Linked DNA regions of Homo sapiens: region 2 is linked to region 1. A link is a contact called in ENCODE Hi-C or POLR2A ChIA-PET data. All regions are on one chromosome and are shown on one strand. Each heading gives the region's core, a stretch centred on a gene start or an enhancer-like site at or near the end of the contact. The rest is flanking DNA. Distances are from core to core; before and after follow the strand shown.

Evidence for each region. Hi-C counts contacts between places; a loop is a spot of excess contacts on that map. ChIA-PET counts read pairs that join two places held with the same protein, here RNA polymerase II (POLR2A). Pooled maps may share reads with other maps.
Region 2: a loop to region 1 is called in a map of IMR-90, with 3 times the contacts of the local background. The contact joins two enhancer-like sites. A Hi-C loop is called at or near these places in 2 of 168 maps with a recorded cell type or tissue (IMR-90 and PC-9) and 1 of 50 pooled maps. POLR2A ChIA-PET finds 5 or more read pairs at or near these places in 1 of 52 experiments (OCI-LY7).

What each region holds. Positions count from the first base shown.
Region 1 is chr3:24,043,359-24,050,557 of GRCh38, forward strand. No RefSeq gene overlaps it. Among named protein-coding and RNA genes, the nearest start is that of LINC00691, 56 kb to the right of the region's middle. Within about 2 kb of position 4,738, at least 6 of the 41 ENCODE cell types and tissues checked have a DNase peak (open chromatin) inside an H3K27ac peak, as active enhancers do; they include PC-9, where a contact is called at or near this core.
Region 2 is chr3:24,217,011-24,223,398 of GRCh38, forward strand. All of the region lies in intron 4 of THRB (thyroid hormone receptor beta), which reads right to left. Among named protein-coding and RNA genes, the nearest start is that of THRB-AS2, 69 kb to the left of the region's middle. Within about 2 kb of position 3,966, at least 8 of the 41 ENCODE cell types and tissues checked have a DNase peak (open chromatin) inside an H3K27ac peak, as active enhancers do; they include PC-9, where a contact is called at or near this core.

The DNA.
Region 1 (7,199 bases), core at 3,488-5,987:
CACTGGGAGCTCCATGGGGGTTGTTGCCTGGAGCACCTGCAGGCGGTCGCTCCATCACGGTTATGTTAGGTTAGTCAGGCTGCTGGTGTGGGAGTTGACTCCTCCCAGAGCAGGGGTTCCAAGAGACCAGGCAGCTCTGAAAGGCTTTTTTTTTGCCCCAGCCTTGGAGATCACTCCTATCATACTCTACTGCTTAAAGCAGTCATAAGCCCACCCAAAGTCAATAGGAGAAGGGATATATTTCACTTCTAATGGGAGTAGTGTGAGGGATTTATGGCCATTAAAAAAAACAACCATCACACTCACATAATACCAAACATTAAATAAAACATGTATGTTACTTAATCTTCACAAAAACCCTATAAATAGGTATCATTTTATTCAAGTTTTCCAGATGAGGAAATCTAGATTCATGGAGGTTAAGTAATTTTTCCTAAGTCACACAGGTAAAAAGTGGTTGAGATGGTAGGTGAACATACAGCTGTCTCCAAATGTCTACTCTCTCTGTTAAGCTGTATGATGTTTTAAAGAGTCAAACTTTGTCTCAAATCTTAGTCATTGCAGCTGTTCTAGGCAATTGGAAAATTCCACCCCATATAGAATGTAGGCACATGAAATGCCAATTGGAGCCTCTTGTCAGTCCCTTCAAAATGAGGAACATTCGTTCATTGGAGGTTGTGGCAAAATTAGAATTAGAATCTCGTGTGTTACTGAGGGGGTCACAATGCTGAGGCTGAACAAATGAGAAACAGATGGTTGGAGGAGAGTCCTATAGCAAAGGTATATACTGTTCGTTGGCCAGGCGAGTGTGAGCCAAGTGCCCATGTGGACAGATGGAGACACACAGAGTGTTTTTGGGCCTATGTAGCTGAGAGCAGAAGCCGTCCTCCAGGACCCAGAGACAGGGAGGGAGGAGAGTAGAGCAGAGCTGAATCCTCAGATGAGAGCAGTGGGCAGAAGCCAGGGGAGGGCCTCATAGAGCTCTAGTTTAAGCACAAAGAGTTGAGGGCAAAGAGGGGGAAGACATTCCCTTTTTCTTGCTTTACCCCTTCCTCTCTTCTCTCCACGGACATTTATGAAATGTTTCTAGAAAGGGTCATAGGTCCTGGAGATAGAGTGGTGGACTAGCTGGATACCCCTGCCCTCTGGGAGCTTACAGTCTAGATGGGGAGGGGAGTCATTAATAATTACACACTAAGGATCTAGTTACCATTATGATAAGCAGTGGCAGAGACTTCTAATTGCCCCCATCCCCGTTTACCCTCTTCTTTTCAGTAACACGGGGCATCCTGGAGCAGGAGCAGGGCAGGCAGTTGGAGAGGGCAGTGTAGTTCCCAGCCTCCCTTACAGCTAGGAGTGGCCACGCCAATCAGCTCAGGCTCATAGAAGTGATGGGCACCACATCCAGGTCCCAGCCTTACAATGAAAACTGGCTCCCCTCTATGTTTTTTCTTCTCCTTTCTCACTGGCAGGTAAATGGTAACAATTTAAGCAGACAACTGACATAGAGATGTGACAAGGCTATGTTGGGTGTGGCCTTGCCAACCTTGGCCCCACCCCACTGTTGTTATTATGACAGATTAGCTTTTACCCTAGACGAATACGACAGTATCCCTGTGAAAAAGTACAGTGTGCCATCAGGACATATGACTAGGGAGGTTACCTGATCAAGGGCTGTTTAGAGTGACTAGATTCTGTCCTGTGTAACTGAGAGCAATACAAAGAGTTGGCAAAACATAGATTATAATTGTTTCTTTTACTACTTGCTTTCAAAATGTCTTCTGGCTAAAGCCCTTTTATTGCAGACAAAAAAGGACTAAATTAGAATTTCCAGATAAAATATAGGATGCCCAGTTAAATTTGAATTTCAGACAAACAACAAATCGTTTTTTTTTTTAGAATAAATGTTCCACGTAATACTTGGGACATAGTTACATTAAAATGTTTTCATTGTTTATCTGAGTTCAGATTTAGCAAGGTATCCTGTATTTTTATTTGCTAAGTCTGGCAACTGCAGCCCGCTAAACTCTTTCTTCTTAAGATTTATTTATCTTTATATTGGCAATGCCTGGCATATAGTAGAAACTCCATAAAAATTAAGCCTCTGAGATAACAATGGTAAATCACTGAAAGATCATCTGAAATGTAAAGCCAATAAAGGCTGAGGGTTGTGCATTCTTTCAATGGTTTTAATTTGCCGTGATTAAAGATACTTCGAGTTTCTGTTTTTCTACAGATCATCTCAGATTATCTGTCGATTCAGATAATCTTAAAAAATTCCAATAATGCTCATATCTTCCAATATCACCTGGGGACTAAAGGATTCTACATTTATTCTACAGATAATGGACACTTAATTGTTTTATTTTATCCTTTAAATTTGTATTTTTTGCCATGAACACTCTACCACTGGAGAAGCTTAATCCTTTTAATGCTTCCAATTTAAAAGTTGTATACATTTTTTTAAAAATGGAAATCTTTAAAAAATATGACCCTTAATTTTCTGCTTCTTAAGCAGCATCAGACAAATTGGTAGACTTTATTTTTTATTATTTATTTTTAGAGACAGGGTCCCACTCTGTCACCCATCTGGAGTGCAGTGGTGCAATCATAGCTCACTACAGCCTTGAACTCTTCTGCCCTTTTGCCTCAGCCTCCCTAACTGTTGAAATTACAGGTGTGTGAGCCCAGCCAAGTTGGCTGACTTTAGATCAAAATTTATGATCTTTCTCCTTGCCTAATCTCCTGCCATAATCTTTGGTGATTTTGATGTTCCTCCTGGTGGCTCTTCTTAACACCTGAAGCCCCAGCTCTATGTCTCCTGTCCCTATGCCCTCCATGGCATCAATCTCATCATCACTTGAAATGGAACCACTCCCAGGATCTAAAACTTGGAATTGTCCTCTTAACCATGGCCTATTTTCCCCTTCTGTCATGTCCTCACTTCTGCTGGCTATTCTTTGCATTCACATTGTAACTTCTTGACTTTTGGCCCTTTCCTGTGTACTAGCTCATTACCTTTCCTGCCACTGTGCCAAGTCAGCCATTCATTGATGACACAGTGCCCAGGCCTGGCTATCTCACTTGTGACTTTGCTGGAGAAAGGCATGAGACTAGAGAGTGGTTACACCACACAGGCTTGCTTTTGATGCTTAGGGAGAATTTACTGGTGTCTAGTGGTCTTTCATAAGCACTTGATGCCATATTGATTTATTCTCAGTGAATTTTCCAAACCTTTTCTAATTTCTGTAACCATCAATCAAAACTTTGTCCTGACCCTCCTTTGTCTACCTTCTCCCTCCAATACCTATTACTCCCCGGCATCAGCTACTACTTCTAAGCAGATGACCCTTATATTTCTGTCACTGGTTTCAACCTCTCTGCCAAGATGCAAATTCATTTCTGCCATCTTTCTATTTTTATTCCTCAAATCAGCTACTTCTCTTTACTTCCCAATTTCTGTTAATGGAGGTGTTTAATGGGCATCACTTTCAGGGTGTAAACCAAGAGTTATTTTTATAACTTATTGTTTCTTTTAACTTCTGAACAAGTAAGTGGTCCATCTTCTGCCAGGGGGTAGAGGAGGCTGATAACTCCTCTACTCATTCTCAGATAATAGAAAGCTTGTCACAAGACACAGTCTTGTTACAGAAATTAGAATGTCCAGTCTAAGACCTTAACATATCAGTTTTCATTAAGCACTTCTTTGTCCGACGAGGGCTAGCTGTAGGGGCCAGGGGAGCATTCCTTTGGGGGTAAGGGTATGATCAGCTTCTACTTTTCTCTCACCGCCTCCTAGACTCCCCAGCTGCAGCTCCTGAATCCACCAACACTGAAGAGACTAGAAATACGTAAGGAAAGGTACATTTTCACTTAATAGACATTACCATGAGATGGCTTCATGCTTTCTGGGCTGGGCGGATGTTTACATTTGGCTCTTTTTTTTGTGGGCACTGCTGTGGGCTCTTTGCAAATCCCATTCTGGCACCTCTATGACCCCTAGGAGGTGAATGATGCCTCTCCATCAATGGCAGCTGCTGATACCCAAGGATATTCTGACACCAAGGTATTAATACATTCTCCAGGCTATTATTGCTGGGCTCCCCTGGCCTGGAAGGCCATTCTCTAGGGCAAAATCCCTTTTATAATAGCCCCAGGCTCATGTTCCTGCTGCAGGTTCCACATCTGATCCCCAGGATCCCATGTCTTTGATATGAGGAAAGTTTAATTACTACCCAGCTATGGCTCTTTAGTCTGTAGCCAAAGAATGCTCTAGTTTTCTCAGGCAGACTCTGAACCATGTCAAAGTGTCTGAGCAGTGCCTACAAAGGCCCTGTTACTGGGTTAGGCTGAAGGGAAAGTTTCTCTTATACCTTCCCTTAGATGGCTGGCTACTACTCACAGCAAGGCTTCTTCGAAATACATTCTCACAAATTTTTCTCAGATTTCAACTCTCTTGAGTCTTTTATGTCCTTGAACTGAATGAGGATCCCCAAGAGGTGTATAACTGATTCTCCAGCATTTCACTTGAAAATTTGCATTTCCTATCAGCTAAATTAATTTGTGTTTGTATTTAGCTGGTCTGTCTCACACATCTCTGTTGGTATCTAGTTTCTCTCATATCTTGGGGCCTCAATCAAAACTTCTAATTTAACATCTGGTTTCACATGCCTTCCTCTGCCATGCTGGTTTGAACTCTGACTCATCTTTGAGTCATCCTTCTTTCTTAACTCCTACATCCAGTTAGTTAATAAATTCTACTGATTTTTATGTTTCAAACCCTCCTTTTCTCTCTCACTGCCAGCACTCTGCTTCAGACTTTCATTATCCCTTGTACATTGGCTTAGTGGCAAGGTGATGGTATGACTAGGTGAGTAAGTGTTTGTGCTCTGGATCCAGTTTGGCTGGGTTTGAATCCAGCTACACCACGTGTGTGTGTGTGTGTGTGTGTGTGTGTGTGTGTGTGTGAGGGAGATAGAGAGAGAGAGAGACGGAGTTTTGCCCTTGTTGCCCAGGCTGGAGTGCAACGGCGCAATCTCAGCTAACTGCAACCTCTGCCTCCCAGGTTCAAGTGATTCTCCTGCCTCAGCCTCCCAAGTAGCTGAGATTACAGGCATGTGCCACCATACTTGGCTAATTTTGTATTTTTAGTAGAGATGGGATTTCTCCATGGTGGTCAGGCTGGTCTCAAACTCCTGACCTCAGGTGATCCACCCACCTCAGCCTCCCAAACTGTTGGGATTACAGGTGTGAGCCACCGCACCTGGCCTAAACCACTTATTAGCTTTGCAATCTTGGCTAAAGTTATTGAATTTCTCTAAGCTTCAGTTTTGTCTGCAAAATGAGGATAATAATTTTTTCATAGGAATGTGTAAGAGTTGCATGTAGTAATAAAAGTAGAATCCCTTGAACATCACAAAATAATGTTGGAAATATGATCCCTATCATAATTATTTTTGAATTGTTTTCTCCATGTTTAGTCTTATTCCTTCAATCCAATGCAGACACTACTATCTGTGGTGGAATGTTTGCAAAATCGCCAGTGAAATTCCACTCCCTGTCCCTAAGGCTTTGTAGTTCTCTCCCACACTGATTCTGTTCTTGGCTATTTAATTTGCTATGGCCAATGAGACAATAGCAAATGTGCCACAGGCAGAGGCTTGAGATGGATTTCCACATAGGAGCTTGCCTTCTTTCACTGCTGGGACTCCTGGTACCATGGGAAAAACCTGGCTGATCTATTGGAGGCACATAGTTCATTGGACATTCACCACCATCTGACTGCCAGCACCAACTGCTGTATATGCCAGCTAAGCCTATCTAGACTAGTCAGCATCTGCAATCAAATGCAGCTGTATAAGCCTAGGCAAGAGCAGTAGAATTGCCCAACTGAGTGTTGTCCAAATTGCCAACTCACTGAATTTAGAGTTAATAAATTATTCTTGTTTTTTTTTTTTTTTTTTTTTTTTTTGAGACGGAGTCTCGCTCTGTGGCCCAGGCTGGAGTGCAGTGGCGCAATCTCGGCTCACTGCAAGCTCCGCCTCCCGGGTTCACGCCATTCTCCTGCCTCAGCCTCCCGAGTAGCTGGGACTACAGGCGCCCGCCATCACGCCCGGCTAATTTTTTTGTATTTTTAGTAGAGACGGGGTTTCACCGTGTTAGCCAGGATGGTCTCGATCTCCTGACCTCGTGATATTCTTGTTTTAAGTCACTGTCTTTTGGAGCAGTTTGTTATATAGCAATGGCTAACTGATACACTACTGCATTAATTATATTAAAGAACAGCTCTAATCACATTGTCCTCCTGCTCAGGTGACCATCCTCATTTGCATGGAATAGTCTTGGTTTACATCTGCTGTCCTAGATGGTAATTGATAATGCCATCTTTGACCCTCAACATTGCTAGTTTGGAGGGCAAAATCAGTGGTCACCCTGCTTCTGCTCAAAATCATTATTATTTCCTGTTGTTTTAAATAAACTCTTTGGCTTAGTGTTCAAGAACTTCCATGAGCTGGTTTAAACATATCTTTCAAAAAGAGTCTTCCCCTGCCCCATTCCAAGCTTCAGACAAACTGGGCTGTGGCTGAATCTCCAAAATACAACCTTCACTTTCTGCTCCTGCATCTAGTCTCTTCCTTATGTTTCTTCCTATGTTGTTGTTTTCATCCATCTTAAACTCCTACTCCATCTTCGAAGCTCCTGGCCAAACACTGTTTCCATTATATCTGTCCGTTTCCCTCAACTGGATGTTGGGCAGCTGATGGAACCTCATCCCTAGTTCCCTCTCCCAAGCCATCTACAGTGGCGGTGACAATGAACCTCATCTTATAATACCTTCAGCAGTATATCCTATCCTTAGGTAGTTTTAATCACCTTAAGTAGAACAACAGCAGCCATAGACAATATGTAATTTGCCAGATTCTTGAGGACAGGGATTGCATCTTGCCCATTTTGTAATTTCCTATAGTGCCTGGTGTAGTGCCGTGAGTCTAGGAGGTGATCCACAAGTGTTTATCGAGTTGTTTGAAGGCTTAAAGACTGAGGCAAATGCCAATTGCCATGTTCTTTATACACTGTCTTTGACTGGGTTCCTTGGAAACAGACACTGAAGTGGGTAGTTGCTTGCAGAATGATTGCTTTTGGGAGATACACCTGAAAGGAAGTGAGGATGACAGGATTGAGCAGAGGGAGAAGCTGAT
Region 2 (6,388 bases), core at 2,716-5,215, 170 kb after region 1:
CCATAGTCCTTGTACCCCAGTTTTCTCAACCCTAAGTAGGAATTACACTCTTATAATATTAAAATAATAAATATTATAAGAATTATAAGATATTAATATAATATTTAATTAATATAAGAATGTAATCCTACTTAGAGTTGAGAAAATTGGGGTACAAGAATATTCAGAATTTTCTTTTTCAAATGTTTCTAACCTGAGGTCTATAAAAGCAGCGTCAGAGGAAACTATGAGCCATTTAAAAAGTTTGAAAAGGCCCAAGGGAAGTTGTACAATAATATGAGGCAGTCTGTGACACTTCCATGAAAAATGCCTTCAGATTTTTGAAAAAGATATAGAAATTTTTCTATACATCTGTATAGCGTGGGAACATTGATCATTTCATCCTGCTCATTGAAAACATCAGATTAGTAACCAAATATGTCTTTGATGATTAAAAACCAGTCAATGAATGCTATTACTTCATAAAAGTGGCTTGGCAGGTAAGATGTTTGAAAGCACGGGGTTCAAGGGACGTGTGTGTTGGGAGAAAATAAGAGGATCTTGGCAAAAAAAAAAAATGTTGAAAATCACAATTTGACACCAAGCAAGTAAAATGAAATTGAATTAAGGGAAGCCAGTGCTTTTAAACACATTTTATTGGCAGTAGTGGGAAGGTATGTTTCCCCTCCCATTTTCTGCTATGACTTCCTACATGATGTGATTGTATCATGCTAAGTCCTCCATCCTGCAGGACGCTAGGCATTCAGGAAAATACTGTGTGGTGTGGTCCCTTGCCTTGTCTGGCCTAGGAACTGATGCCTGTTAAAAAATTAAGCAACAATAATAATCATAGCAACAAATGTTTAAAGATGCTTATTTTATCAGGGATTGCAGAAAGGAAGAGATTGTATGAAAAACTATCTACTTCCTTTTGCCCGAATTGTTTGCTTCAAATCTTATGTTTAGATTACTGCTTCATTAAAAATATCTTTCCTGGCCGGGTGCTGTGGCTCACGCCTGTAGTCCCAGCACTTTGGGAGGCTGAGGCAGGTGGATCACGAGGTCAGGAGATCGAGACCATCCTGGCTAATACCGTGAAACCTCGTCTCTACTAAAAAATACAAAAAAACTAGCTGGGCATGGTGGCAGGCACCTGTAATCCCAGCTACTCGGGAGGTTGAGGCAGGAGAATGGCTTGAACCCAGGAGACGGAGCTTGCAGTGAGCCGAGATTGCGCCACTGCACTCCAGCCTGGGCGACAGAGTAAGACTCTGTCTCAAAAAAAAACAAAAAACAAAAAAAAATTTCCATAAAGAATAACAAATAAATTTTTTGTCTCTCTCTCTCTCTCTCTTTTTTTTTTTTTTTTTTTTAAAAAGAAAAGTCCTTAGCTGTACGGAAAATTCTTTTAGAAAATTCTAGCTAGGGTGCTAAATTTGTATGTGACACTAGTGAGAAGACATGAATTATGGGAATGGGCTAAGCAAAGCTATAGACATTTAAGGTTAGCTGCAAAACAAACTTCTTAAAAAAGTACAAACACTCATTTACATTTGTTTTTTTTTTCCATTGTAGGATCGTAATTCTGTTGGCTGTTTTCTCCACAGTAAATTAAGTTAGTGAGTATCTACTATGTGCCAGGTACTCCCTCATAATGGCTGTTGTATGTTGTGCCCCAGTGCTCCAGACTCTATGTTAAGTGATTTATATAAATCTTACATCCTCACCACAATCCTTTGAGAAAAGTTCAGCATTTTCAGCATTGGGATTTTTAAGATTTCCCCAAGTGAGTTAAACATGTAGATCAGGCTGAGAACAATAACCCTATGGGGACTGCTCACCAGAGTGCTATATTCTCTTCAGACCCCAAAATGGAAGTCCTCTCATTTATTTAAAAAAATTAAAAATAATAAGTATATAAATACCTCTTCCCATAACCAAAAGTACCACACATCTAAAGACAATACATTAAAGCAGCATAGAATAGCATTCTAAGCTCGGGCGTGGTGGCTCATGCCTGTAATTCCAGCACTTTGAGAAGCCGAGGTGGGCGGATTGCTTGAGCCCAGGAGTTTAAGACCAGCCTGGTCAACATGGTGAGACCCTGTCTCTGCAAAAAATAATAATAATAAAAACATTTAGCTGAGTGTGGTGGTGTGTGCCAGTGGTTCCAGCTACTCACAAGGCTAAGATGGGAGGATTAACTGAGTCTGGGAGGTCTCCTTGGGAGGAGGAGGTCACTGTCTCCATGGCAGTAAGCTGTGATCACACCACTGCCTGGGTGACAGAGTGTGAGACCCTGTCTCAAAAAACAAAAACAAAAAAATAGGATTTTAAACTCGATGCCTATCAAATCATTTGTGGGACAGAGAAACAAGTTTCCTCATGACTGTTCCATTACTTCAATGAAAAATGCTGGCCTTGGAGTGCAGGCCTGAAGGACTTTGTGATCATTTGAGCTGGAGAGTTTGCTGTTCTGATGAGCCATTTGGGTAAGTGAAGATGCTGATGTTCACTGGTCAAATGCATGGTTTCAGGAACCATGAGTTTGTCATTTGTGGGCAAAAGTAACAACAGACACCTACACAGTCCTCAGGAGTAGAGCATCACTAATTACATTTCAATTTGCCCACCCTAGGTCAGGTTAGGCCTAGATTAAAGGGTAATATTTTAGATTTTTTTGTAGGTACTCAGATGGCCAAACTAACATTTTCTGTGGAAAAAACAAAACCCTCTACATCAGTGATTCTCAAACTTCTGTGTGCATCAGAATCACCTGGAGAGCTAATTAGGCACAAGAAAAGCCAAGGCACTTGTCATTAGGTAAGATGGTTGGATAGAACTTTTTTCTTTTTAAGCTAAATTTCCCAGTGATTCTGATCCCACCACCAAGTTTGAGAACAACAGCTCTTTCCTTAACACCAGATGCGTAGCGGAATCACTTGAGGAGTTAAAAAAACAAAGCTACCAGAGGTTTCACCTTACACCAATTAATTGGAATCTCTAGGGGTGGGGCCCAGACACTGGTATTTTTTAACAGATCTCCAGCTGATGTGTAATAGGCAGCAGGGTTGAGAACCACTGTGTCCCACTGGGTTGTACTTTAGAATTACCTGGACAGTTTTAAAAGAATGCTGAGTCTTGGGCCCCCACCTGGAGATTACTATTAAACTGGTCTAGGATGGCATGGACATCAGGACTTTAAAAAGCTCCTAGAGTGGCCAGGTGTGGTGGCTCATGCCTGTAATCCCAGCACTTTGGGAGGCTAAGGGGGATGGATCAGCTGATCCCAGGAGTTTGAGACCAGCCTGGGCAACATGGCAAGACCCCATCTCTACAAAAAATACAAAAATTAGCTAGGTGTGGTGGTGAGTTCCTGTAGTCCCAGCTACTCGGGAGGCTGAGATGGGGGAATCACACGAGCCTGGAAGGTGGAGGTTGCAGTGAGCTGAGATCATTCCACCGCACTCCAGCCTGGGCCACAGAGTGAGACCCTGTCTCAAAAAGAAAGCTCCCAGAGGGATTCTAATATGCAGCCAAGTTTGAGCAGGACAAACTTAGGTCCTCTTTCAAAGAGAGGGATCAAATTTCTGGTCACCTGGCTGTCATTTTGGAAACTGAAGTTGTTCTAGAAGCAATTGTCCGAATCTCTAGGAGTTTTGAGGGAGGTTTTTGCTAATCTGACTAAATTTGCTGAGATTTTATTAATTTGGTCTCAGCTTACTAAAAAGGAGAAGAAAGAATGCTTAATACATCTTCCTTGGAAATGCAGCATGAAAAAGACAAAGAACTTCAGTCAAGGTTAAACAAAAGAAAAAAAAAAAAAGAAAGAAACATAATCACCATTTGAAGCCATTTAACCCACAGTTTCCCAGTCTTTGGGAACTGATGGTCCAAATACTGAACAGTCTGCTGTGGCGGCCCTGGGCAAGACACTTCACCACATTGGCTTCAGCCTGCTAATGTGTGAACCATGGCTTAGAGAAAATGACTCAGTTCAGTTACAGAACCAAGACAAGAAAGCATCTGCACTCTGCAGGCTTGGGGAACTGGCATTCCACACTAGTTTCCTTTTTACAACACAGCCAGATTCCAGAGCGAGAATGTCATCATAGCCAAGACTTGAAAGAAAAGCAAAGATGGATAAAACAAGCGCCTGGGACTTTTCAGATGGCAATGGTGGCAGGTGGTGGTGCCGTATAAAAATAACTCTTGGCTCATTGCAAACAAAATAACACCATATAGTCATTAGAAACCAAATTCTGGTTGGGAAAATTGTTTTCTTTTGAAGGGATTTGCACCTATATATGTGCAACTGCTGTGGACTTTAGTGGCATTTAGGAGACTAGAGAGGAAGATACATCCCCACATAACAGAACCTTGTTAAGTTATAGCTGTTATTTGTGACTGTTAGGAAAAAAGTTAGGTAGAGATGTGCTGGACAGCTCTTGGTTACAGCAGGGCTTGCAGGAGACTGAGATGAGTTTAGCAGAGTGGTGATGGTGGGGATAATGGGGATGATGATGTGGGAGGCAATGATCATAGTGGAGGTTGGTGTGATGATGATTGTGGTTGGGGTATGAGAAGAAGCCAGCTTTGTAAAGGGTGCCTTCTGTAAAGGGTGACTTCTAGGAAGAATACAGGGGTTGCTGAGAAAGAATTTTTTTTTCACTCTTCTGCTCCCACCTTCTACTCTCTATAAAGTCTTGTCCTTTTGACATTTCAACTTCCTGATTACCTAGCTGCTCAAATTTGGAAACTGAAGTTGTTCTAGAAGTAATTGTCTAAGAGTTGCTGGGAGATTTGAGGGAAGGTTTTCGCTAGTCTGTCTGGATTTGGTGAGATTTTGTTAATCTGGTCTCTTTCAGAAAGCTCCCTACTTTTCTGTAGTAAGTTTCTCTTCCAAGAGAAGCTCAGGAAGTTAAACAGGAGGGATGAAAGGAGGACAGAGACAGTCAGAGCACAAGAGGACCAGTCCTTCTTCATGTAGCCTATAGGGCATCTTTTACCCAGTCATACCACATGAAGAGTTACCGTTCTTTGTTTCATGAGGAAAAAAGGAGCATTTGCTCTTGTTTTAAAGAAAAAGGTGATGTATTAGCTGCACAGAAATTCTTCCTGGTGGTCTCTTGATTTGCCCCTTATTATGGCAGAAACTAGAGAAACTCGTGAACTGAGGTGCTGGTCTCCTCTCTTCCCTAGTCTGGATGGAAGCCATGGAGTGATTTTCATCCTCTTCTACCAATTTGTGTGTGACAGGAAAAAAAAGTAAGATGACAAATATTTATGGTTTTCCCTTCCTTTGCTTTCCAAGGTAAGTGAGGTCCCAAGGAAGATCTGTTTATTTTGCTGAGTGGGGTTTTAAAAGGAAATACATATCGAGGAAGTGGAGAGAAGAGGCTCACAGTCTTGAAGGTGGAGGTAGTAGTGGGGAGAAGAGGGAGGGGAGCGAAGGGTCCAGATTCCTGACTGCAGCGGGGAGGGGAGGCAGTGTGTACAGCCGACTCATCAGGGTTTTAGCCTCTGGGGAGAGAGGGAGAAGAGGATGTGAGGTTTCAGCAGTTCCTGTGAGGCATGGATCTGTGGGAGAGATGTCTGAGCATGAATTTAAAGACTTTCTGTGTGATGTGTGTAATAGCCTCCCTTCTGCCCTCAAGGAATTTGGGGGAAGACAGATGCTTCCTTTCTAGCCTACTTGCAGTGAGATTTTTATTTCTTTTAGAAGTGACAGCATGCAGAGGGAGGAGCAAAAAGGCCCCCATCACATTGTGTGGTTAAATACTGAAGAAATAAAATCAAAGCTTAGCCAACAGTAGAGCTAGCTATTTGGGCTATTTTTCTTTCTGCCAAACTATTCATGGCAGCATTCGTAATGTGTATAGATGGCTGTATGGAATCCAAGGCCAAGTTTTATTTTTGGTCACATCTGGGGAGACAGGAATTCAGGAGAAATTGCAATAAACCTCCAGATTTCCCTTCAGAATGGCTATGCCAGGAGCGTGTCCATCTATCTAAAGCCTCCCAGCTCTATGGCACTGTGGGAAGCGGAGCCGAGGGTCGTGTTGGCATTCTGCATCGTTGCTCTCCTTTGGCTTCTGTTATTACTTCATCTACACCTGTAATCAGTCCTAAGGCCTGGGGATTGACTGTCCTGAGTTTGGGAGAAGGGACAGAAGGACCTCCACCAATCAGGTTTGCCCCTCCCTTGCCTCAGAGGCTCACCACTTTGTGTGAGTGTTTGGTGCACAAAGGTAACAATGCAAGTGTTAAAGGTAAGTATGAGAGAGAAAAATCCTCAACCTTAAGCAAGTCATTCCTGCGTCTAATTAAAAAGAACTACATGTTGAAATAAAAGTGCTAACACATTCCAAAGAGCCCATTGAGGTCTGTCCCTCAGTACTCATCAGAA